2 separate regions of the Homo sapiens genome follow, and region 2 is linked to region 1. A link is a contact called in ENCODE Hi-C or POLR2A ChIA-PET data. All regions are on one chromosome and are shown on one strand. The core of a region is the stretch at or near the end of the contact, and the rest is flanking DNA. Distances in the headings are between cores, read along the strand shown. Region 1 holds the start of BRK1 (BRICK1 subunit of SCAR/WAVE actin nucleating complex). Region 2 holds the start of EMC3 (ER membrane protein complex subunit 3).

The links. A loop is a pair of places that touch in the nucleus more often than their neighbours do. ChIA-PET counts read pairs that join two places held with the same protein, here RNA polymerase II (POLR2A). Pooled maps may share reads with other maps.
Region 2: a map of B cell shows a loop between it and region 1 (15-fold over the local background). The contact joins the promoter of EMC3 here to the promoter of BRK1 in region 1. A Hi-C loop is called at or near these places in 10 of 168 maps with a recorded cell type or tissue (B cell, CD4-positive, alpha-beta T cell, CD4-positive, alpha-beta memory T cell and 6 more), 4 of 37 single-sample maps with no recorded cell type and 19 of 50 pooled maps. POLR2A ChIA-PET finds 5 or more read pairs at or near these places in 12 of 52 experiments (A549, AG04450, CD4-positive, alpha-beta T cell and 9 more).

The regions. Positions count from the first base shown.
Region 1 is chr3:10,112,403-10,117,411 of GRCh38, reverse strand. It overlaps BRK1 (BRICK1 subunit of SCAR/WAVE actin nucleating complex), which reads right to left and starts at 1,737. Exons shown (of 3, transcript NM_018462.5): 1 at 1,593-1,737. The coding sequence starts at 1,710. RefSeq lists enhancers at 1,140-1,189, 1,640-1,929.
Region 2 is chr3:9,983,265-9,988,101 of GRCh38, reverse strand. It overlaps EMC3 (ER membrane protein complex subunit 3), which reads left to right and starts at 1,261. Exons shown (of 8, transcript NM_001394674.1): 1 at 1,261-1,595. The coding sequence starts at 1,441. EMC3-AS1 (EMC3 antisense RNA 1) reads right to left here and starts at 1,209. Exons shown (of 3, transcript NR_103821.1): 1 at 838-1,209. RefSeq lists enhancers at 692-911, 1,172-1,331, 796-1,443.

The DNA.
Region 1 (5,009 bases), core at 488-2,987:
AAAAAAAAAAAAAAAAAAGAATTTGTTGAAAAGCCCAAATAAAGTCTTTACTCTCTATCTGATCATAAAATGTGACTCTTACAAATTAGACATAAAAATATCCAAGCTGATATCTCCTTGCCTATAAAGCAAGAAAAGGGACATTTCTCCTTTGCAAATCCTAAGCTTAGGCTTTTCAATTTTCAGTCAGTCGCCTAGGCTGGAGTGCAGTGGCATGAACATGGCTCACTGCCTTCAGGGCTCAAGTGATCCTCCTGTCTCAGCCTCCCGAGTAGCTGGGACAACAGGTGTGCATGACCATGCCCAACTAATTTTTTTGTTGTCGTTGTTTTGTAGAGATAGGATCTGGTCATGTTGCTCAGGCTGGTCTTGAACTCCTGGGCTCAAGCAATCCTCCCACCTTGGCCTCCCAAAGTGCTGGGATTACAGACATAAGCCATTGAACTCAGCCACGATTATAGTCCTAAACACCCTGTATGAAAATACTTTAATACAAAAATGATGCTCTTCTTTGTCCTGAAGTTGTCATTATTTCATCTTCAAGATTAGAACTTCTTTGAATGTAGGAAGTGGTTCTTATTCTGTGTCTCCCACTATGCCTTAAGAGAGGGCCTCATATGGAGCTCTAGCATCTCTCGCTGATGCTTTCTGACAATCTCTTGCTCTGTCACCTTTGTACTCCTAAGGCCATCAGTCCTTTAGTTAGAGAATCATTCATTTAAAAATCTTTCCAAAGTACACTAGTCCCTATATCCTGTAATTACACAAGAAAGTCTAACCAGTGCCAAGTTCTGTTAAACACTTGGAGAAGAAGGGGTAGGAATCTCGATTGCTTTGCTTGCTGTTCATAAGGAAGAATTTAAGGCTGTCACAAGCAGGCCATGCCTAGGAAAGATTCTGGTAAAGATATCTTTCTGCTGAAGGCACCCGACCTGTGTTAGCTCTGAGGAATGGGCTAGAAGCAGACAGAACACCTACCATAAGCTATATATACTAGCAATACAGAGAGGACTTCCAAGGTCCTACAAGATCCTGGCATCCCTCTGACCTCATCTCCCACCACTCTCACCGCAGCAGACACAGGAAACAGGAAGGAATGGACAAGACGGGAGTGGTTGACAACGGGTCCAACTAAAAGGCACGACGCTAGAGGGTATCGACCAGATCCTGAAGATGGGGAACGGTCAACAGTCTTGAAACAGAGGAGTGACACGGTCCCGGATGCTCACTTTGAGTGCAAAGTGGGGACCGGAATGGATGCAGAGTACAAAGGAGGCAGGGAGACCACTTAGGAGAAGAACCACGGAGCGAGGATGGGGCTGCCTGACGCGTCTAGGAGAAGGACTTGTAGAATGGATCCAGAGGGATGGCAGGAAGCCATGAGCTCAGCGTAGGGCAGGATAACCCTACAGAGACTGTCTACGGGAGCCTGAGGGTCAGGGCGGGAGGGAGAAGGTGGGACCTGAAGGAGGAAGTGAAAACCCGCAACAGCCGAAGGCTGCGGGAGTCCTCTCAAAGCATCTCCCCGGCGCCCCAGCCCAACCACCTCAGCGGCCTCCCTCCTCCCCGCCTCCCCTTGCTGGCCCGCTGACCGAACGAGTTGAGAAAGTCTGCGATTTTCTTGATGCTGCTGGTGATTATCTCAATGTACTCCCGGTTAGCCCAGTCCTGGTGAATCTCCCGCTGCACCGGATCCTCCTGTCCCGCCATGGCCGCCGCCTGAGGAAGAGCGACTGCGCAGGCGCCCCGACCCTACAGGCCTCTAGTGCGCCTGCGCTGCCAGGCCACACCCATCCTCTTGAGCACCCACGAATTCTCGGGCACTATGATAGGCCTGTGCAACGTCACGTCCTCGCCGGCGTTTGCTCTCTACTCCCACGCTATAGAACACAGAAGCCTGGACGCCGGCGGCGAGGTTGTAGTGCACGCGCGTTATGGTCGTTACACGGCGCGTGGGGTCTTGCCGTCTCCCTCAACTGCTCCAGGCTCAGGTTGCGCACTCAGTGTCCGCAGTGAGATGGGCACAGTCGATTAAATCACATTAAATACAAGTCTTTTTTTTTTTTAGACGGAGTCTAAAAAATAATATGGTCATAAATAGCTGGGCACACTGCAAACTGGAACAGTCCCTTTCAGAAGGAAATTTGTGTTTTTGTGTTGTTTTTTGAGACAAGGTTTTTTCTTGTTTTTTGTTTTTTTGAGACGGAGTCTTGCTCTGTCGCCCAGGCTGGAGTGCAGTGGTGTGATCTCGGCTCACTGCAACCTCCGCCTCCCAGGTTCAAGCTATTCTCCTGCCTCAACCTCCCGAGTAGCTGGAATTACAGGCGCACACCACCACGCCCGGCTAATTTTTTTGTATTTTTAGTTGAGATGGTGTTTCACCATGTTGGCCAGACTGGTCTCGAACTCCTGACTTCAGGCAATCCGCCCGCCTCGGCCTCCCAAAGTGCTGGGATTACAGGTGTGAGCCACCTCGCCCAGCCTGAGACAAGGTCTTACTGTCGCCCAGGCTGGAATGCAATGGCATGATCATGGCTCACTGCAGCCTCGAACTCCTGGGCTTGAACTCCTGGGCTCAAGCTATCCTCCAGCCTCAGCCTCTGGTGTAGTTGGGACTACAGGCTCACGTCACCACGCCTGGCTAATTTGTGTATTTTTTGTAGACACGGGGTTTCACCATGTTGGCCAGGCTGGTCTCGAACTGACAGGTGATCTACCCACCTCGGCCTCCCAAAGTGCTGGGATTATACGCATGAGCCACCATGCCCGGCCTATTATGCAGTCATTTAAATGCTAATTATGAACACAAGCAACATGAAAACACATACAATAAATTGAGGGGAAAAACAAAATACCCTCCCTCCCTCCCTTCCTTCCTTCCTTTTCTTACTTTTTTTTTTTAAGACAGAGTTTCTCTGTTAATGCCCAGACTGGAGTGCAATGGCACGATCTTGGCTCACTGTGACCTCTGCCTCCCGGGTTCAAGTGATTCTCCTGCCTCAGCCTCCCAAGTAGCTGGGATTACAGGTGCCCGCTACCACACCTGGCTATTTTTTGTATTTTTTAGTAGAGACGGGGTTTCAGCATGTTGGTCAGGCTGGTCTCCAACTCCTGACCTCAAGTGATCTGCCCACCTCGGCCTCCCAAAGTGCTGGGATTACAGACATGAGCCACCCTGCCTGGCCCACATTTTTCTTTAATTGCAACTATGGAAAAATGTATGTTTGAGGACAAGAAGGATCTACAAAAAAAGTCACTATCTGCTTTGCTAAGGTAGTGGAATATGAACAACTTTATTCTCATTTCAGGGAATACTTACAATCTGGCATGCAGTAAATGCTCTTTTTTTTGAGACAGTCTTGTTCTGTTGCTCTGGCTGGAGTGCAGTGGCTCGATCTCGGCTCACTGCAACCTCTGCCTCCCGGGTTCAAGCAATTCTGCCTCAGCTTCTCAGGTAGCTGGGACTACAGGCGCACACCACCACACACAGCTAATTTTTTTTTTTTTTTACCAGAGATGGGGTTTCACCATGTTGGTCAGGCTGGTCTCAAACTCCTGACCTCAGATGATCTACCTGCCTCAGCCTCCCAAAGTGTTGGGATTACAGGTGTGAGCCACTGTGCCCGGCCAGTAAATGCTTTTTATTAAAAAGAAAAAATGTGGCTCAGTGGCTGGGTGTGTGGCTCACATCTGTTAATCCCAGCACTTTGGGAGCCTAAGGCGGGCGTATTGCTTGGGGCCAGGAGTTCGAGACCAGCCTGGCCAACACAGTGAAACCCTGTCTCTGCAAAAAATAGAAAAATTAGGCATGGTGGCATGTGCCTGTAATCCCAGCTACTTGGGAGGCTGAAGTGGGAGGATCACCTGAGCCGAGGGAGGTCAAGGCTGTAGTGAGCAGTGATTGCACTCTTGCACTCAAGCCTGGGTGACAGAGTGAGACCCTGTCTCAAAAAAAAAAAAAAAAAAAGTGGCTGAAGAGTCAGATTACTACCAGTATTAGCATTAACTGGGAAGAAACCATTACTAACAGTTATTTACCCCAGTAGAGAATTTTATAACCTATAAAGATGCTTTTATAGCTATTACCTTACTGGACCCTCACAAACCCTGTGGAAGGAAGCCAGGAAGAAGTTTCTCATTTGAAAATAAAAAATCAGAAATCTGATGTTCAAGGTAACAAAGCCGATTAAAAGGTAGACCCTAACCAGCTGATTCCAGACTTCATTATCTCTTCACTATACCGCTCTGAAAACAGGTTAAAGTCTGTCTGAGCTCTCCTATGAATACATGTAAATGATTTTTTTTTTCCAGACGGAGTTTCGCTCTTGTTGCCCAGGCTGGAGTGCAATGGCGCCATCTTGGCTCACCGCAACCTCCGCCTCCCGGGTTCAGGCGATTCTCCTGCCTCAGCCTCACGAGTAGCTGGGATTACAGGCATGTGCCAGCACGCCTGGCTAATTTTTTTTTTGTATTTTTATTAGAGATGGGGTTTCTCCATGTTGGTCAGGCTAGTCTTGAACTCCCGACCTCAGGTGATCCACCTTCGTCGGCCTCCCAAAGTGCTGGGATTACAGGCATGAGCCACCACGCCCAGCCTACATATAAATGATTTCTAAAATAAATAATAGATATAGAGAATTAGGGAAGCCTAAGCATGCAGTAGGCTATCTGCTGCTCAAGGCCCTGTATCCTAAGTGATGCTGTTGAAGTGGCATTTTGCTTAGATATCACAAAGTCAGATAGACCTGCTTTTCCTTTAAAGGTATTGCATCAGCCGGGCATGGTGGCTGTAATCCCTGTAATCCCAGCACTTTGGGAGGCCGAGGCAGGTGGATCATCTGAGGTCAGGAGTTTGAGACCAGCCTGGCCAACTTGGTGAAACCCTGTCTCTACTAAAAATACAAAAAAAAAAAAAAAATTAGCTGAGGGTAGTGGCAGGCGCCTGTAATCCCAGCTACTAGGGAGGCTGAGGCAGGAGAATTGCTTGAACCTGGGAGGCGGAGGGTGCA
Region 2 (4,837 bases), core at 12-2,511, 130 kb after region 1:
GTAAGTATTAAGCTCCAACTCTGACTGTGGGATGTCAGAGAACTGTGACATCCTATGTGAGGAAAAGGGTGGCAATTATCCATGAGCTCTTTACCTTGCTTGTCCTTTACTTTTTAACTTTACTTGGAAAGCCTGCAACAGTGATGGCAAAACACAATGCTGCAGGATCCAACTTCTCCCGAAGCTCAGAGATTACCTGCAGAAAGTTAATATTAGCTATGGTGTTCTGCTCATTCATAGTGGGTAGGTACAGTCCAGTCTCTCAACCATGACAATCTCCTGAAAGACTGAGGAAGAAAAAATTTTAAACGTTGGACATTTTGAAAAATAGAGTTGTGAGAATAGCTAAATGCAATGTCGTAGAATGTCATATCCAAAATTTCAGAATTCTGTGAGGTACTACACAGAAAGAGTAAATGTAACTTATAGCAGCTTATATAGATCAATGAATCTGTTGAATAGCTCCATTTCCTCTTCTCAATGCTATCCGGATTAGTCAACATTCTCAGTTAGTCAGGACTTTCGGCTTCCAGACACCCGCCTTTAACACGTGCGATACCATTTGGCTTCCCGAGAAGCCCAACAGACGTGAGATGAGGCCGACTGCCTGGACTAGTTCATCGGGAAGGGGGTGAGGGTAAAAGCCTTTCTCATTTCCTCATTTTAACGACGCAGAAAGGTACCTGTGGGGACTATCCCATCTCAGGGCAGATGAGGAAGCCGAGGCTTGGGGCGCGGAGCCCCAGAGAAGAACGCCGACCGCGGCCCGGACTTAAGAGATTAGGTCGCAGGGGAGCGGGGCCTCGAGAGACTACGACCACTGCTCCATTTACTCACCGAGAAGCCGTCCCCGCCTGTAGTTTTCTTTCTTTTTTTTTTTTTTTTTTTGAGACGGAGTCTTCCTCTGTCGCCCAGGCTGGAGTGCAGTGCAGCAATCTCGGCTCACTGCAGGCTCCGCCTCCTGGGTTCACGCCATTCTCCTGCCTCAGCCTCCCGAGTAGCTGCGACTACAGGCGCCTCCACCACGCCTGGCTAATTTTTTTGTATTTTTAGTAGAGACAGGGTTTCACCTGTTAGCCAGGATGGTCTCGATCCCCTGACCTCGTGATCCCCCCACCTTGGCCTCCCAAAGTGCTGGGATTCCAGGAGTGAGCCACCGAGCCTGGGCCACCGCCGATAGTTTTCCACTTTCCCGCCAGGCCCGACGCCGCTCTGACGCCACTGAGGTGCGCCACGACGTGACGTCAACGTTCGCGCCGGAAGTGGAAGACCAGGCAGCCCAGCTGAAGGCAGTAAGCTCGGCTCACAGTCGCAGGAGAGTTCTGGGGTACACGGGCAAAGGGGCTTGAGAAGGCCCGGAGGCGAAGCCGAAGAGAAGCAACTGTGCCCCGGAGAAGAGAAGCTCGCCCATTCCAGACTGGGAACCAGCTTTCAGTGAAGATGGCAGGGCCAGAACTGTTGCTCGACTCCAACATCCGCCTCTGGGTGGTCCTACCCATCGTTATCATCACTTTCTTCGTAGGCATGATCCGCCACTACGTGTCCATCCTGCTGCAGAGCGACAAGAAGCTCACCCAGGAACAAGTATCTGACAGGTCAGCGCCCTCCCTTCTCCAGCCTACCTCACACCGCCGTGACCTTGGGCAAAAAAGTGCAGGAGTTGTGTCAATTTGCCTAGGTTCACGTCGCGCCCCCTCTGACAGGGTGACCTTACCCGTTACCTCTGTGTTTCACTTTTGTCCTCTGTGAAATGGGGATGATAACAGTACCTGCTTCATAGACAGGTAGGAATCAAATTAGGTGATGTCTGTAAGTCCCTTAGCACAGGATCTAGGACGTATTGAGTGTTGAAAAAAACAGTACTGTTAATCCTTTAGGTTAGTCGCCGACCCTCGGTGGGTTTACCTATGAACTATTCCATCCCACCCTTCCGTTGAGAAGAGTGCCAGGTGCGTTACAGCGTTTAGTCTTTGTAACATCCAGTCAAGTGAGTGTGATAATCTGCATTCTACCAAATTACTGTTCCAGGCGTCGGGCCTGGTGGGACTGTCAGCTGAGATGCCAAGTACCAAAGCGCTTTGCAGTCTGTAAAACTGCCATTAGAGATGTAAGGAATTGTAATTATTTCCCCCCACTAGAGTGGAGGCAACTTCCTCACATATTTCATTGCAGTATTTATTTATTTATCTATTTATTTGCTTATTTTTGAGACGGAGTTTCGCTCTCGTTGCCCAGGCTGGAGTGCGGTGGCGTCATCTCAGCTCACTGCAGTCTACGCCTCCCGGGTTCAAGCGATTCTCTTGCCTCAGCCCCCCGAGTAGCTGGGATTACAGGCCCGCACCACCACACCTGACTAATTTTTGTATTTTTAGTAGAGACAGGGTTTCACCATCTTGGCCAGGCTGTTCTCGAACTCGACCTCAGGTGATCCACCTGCCTTGGCCTCCCAAAGTGCTGGGATTACAGGTGTGAGCCATGGCAACCAGCCCCTCGTTGCAATATTTATATACAGATAAAGGAATTTGAGATGATTATAGGTGGTTATCTAGACATGTAGCCCCTCATATTAAAGTAATAGTTTTCTCCCAGCAACTTGGGATGCTGAGGCAGGAGGATTGTGGGAGACCAGCCTGGGCAACATAACGAGACCTTGTCTCTTAGAAAAACAAGCAATTTTCAGTCAGTTCTGATTACTTTCAGAAATCATCTCAGGTAAGTGCTACTATATCTTTAGCACCTCTCTCTCACATTAATTTCTCGTTTTAATAAAGAGAGTAAGCCTCAGGCTAAGAACTTTTCACAGGTAACAGTGTCTAGTTAAAATTTAATAATGTTGTTTTGTTTCTACTGTACTTAAGTTACTTTCTTTTTTGTGACAATACTGGATTTCCATTTGCTGGTAATTTAAAGATTCCTTTAAAATCATATAGATGGGAAAAAAGTTGATATATAAAAAGTATTAAATATGTAATGATACAAGCGTTGGACAAAAATTCTAACATGGCATGAGAGTGACTGAAGTTTAGGAAGCACTACTGTAACATTTTCAGTTAGTTCTTCCCAATTATGCCAAGAAGAATAATAACCATTTACTCTATATCAGGTACTATGTGAAGTACTTACATTCATTAACTTATTTAAAACTTCAAAGCAACTCTATGAGGTACATATTGTCTCATTTTATAGAAACAGAGGCTTTAACAAGTTCCATCCCACCCGTTCGTTGAGAAGAGTGCCAGGTGCGTTACAGCGTCACACAGGGTGACATTTAGGACTTCACACCAAGCCTTCTGGGTATTGGGCTTTTTCCACTATACTACAGCGATCACTTTATCTTTCTGTAGCATTAGTTTCAGAACTGACCAGAGCCAGCACCCCACCCTGGAGCGAACCTTAAGAAGTCAGCTTACTGGCCGGGCATGGTGGCTCATGCCTGTACTCCCAGCACTTTGGGAGGCCGAGGCGGACGGATCACGAGGTCAGGAGATCGAGACCATCCTGGCTAACATGGTGAAACCCCGTCTCTACTAAAAATACAAAAAATTAGCTGAGCGTGGTATGCTGGGCGCCTGTAGTCCCAGCTACTCGGGAGGCTGAGGCAGTGGAATTGCTTGAACCCAGGAGGCGGAGCTTGCAGTGAGCCAAGATCGCGCCACTGCACTTCAACCTGGGTGACAGAGCAAGACTCTGTCTCAAAAAAACAGAAAAGAAGTCAACTTACTGGCCGGGTGTGGTGGCTTACGCCTGTAATCCCAACACTTTGAGAGGCCGAGGCAGGCAGATCATGAGGTCAAGAGATTGAGACCATCCTGGCCAACATGGTGAAACCCCATCTCTACTAAAAATACAAAAATTAGCTGGGCGTGATGGCACGTGCCTGTAGTCCCAGCTACTCGGGAGGCTGAGGCAGGAGAATCGCTTGAATCCGGGAGGCAGAGGTTGCGGTGAGCCGAGATCATGCCACTGCACTCCAGCCTGGCGACAGAGCGAGACTCCATCTCATTTAAAAAAAAAAAAAAAAGTGTATTTACCACAGAAAGAAGGGCTGTAGAAAAGTGCGAAGTGGGGAAAGCTCAGACATTTAGCATTTTCTGGCACCTGTAAAATTTCTTATTTTAGCCTTACATTAGCACTGAAGCAGATACTCCTTAACCCATTTTTACAATTCCAGGGAGCCTGGAAAAGTTAAGTAGTCTTCCCAAAGTAGGGAAATATTGTGCCTGTACTTGAACTCAGATCAGTCTCACTCCCAGGTTAAACCCTCTTCAACCATGATTCCTGCTGTCGTAGATTCTCTGCCATGATTTTCTGCCCATGGTTCACTATTAGAGCAATGGTTCTGAATTATATCAGATCCAAAGCTCTCTTTTGTAACCACAAAATGAAATTCACAGTTAGTGTAGTCTGTTTACAAGAACCTTTTTTTTTTTGGAGACCAGAGTCTCACTCTTGCCCAGGCTGGAGTGCAGTGGCGCAATCTTGGCTCACTGCAACCTCTGCCTCCCCAGCTGAAGTGATTCTCCTGCCTCAACCTCTCGAGTGGCTGCGATTAGCGGCATGCGCCAGCATGCCTGGCTAATTTTTGTATTTTAGTAGAGACAGGGTGTGAGCCATTGCACCCAGCCAAGAACGCTTCCTTAAGAAGGAATGTAACAGCCGGACACAGTAGCACATGCTTGTAATCCCAGCACTTAGGGAGGCTGAGGTGGGCAGATCTCTTAAAGTCAGGGGTTCAAGACCAGCCTGGCCAACATGGTGAAACCCCATCTCTGCTAAAAATACAAAAATTAACCAGACACGGTGGCATGTGCCTGTAATCCCAGCTACTAGGGAGCCT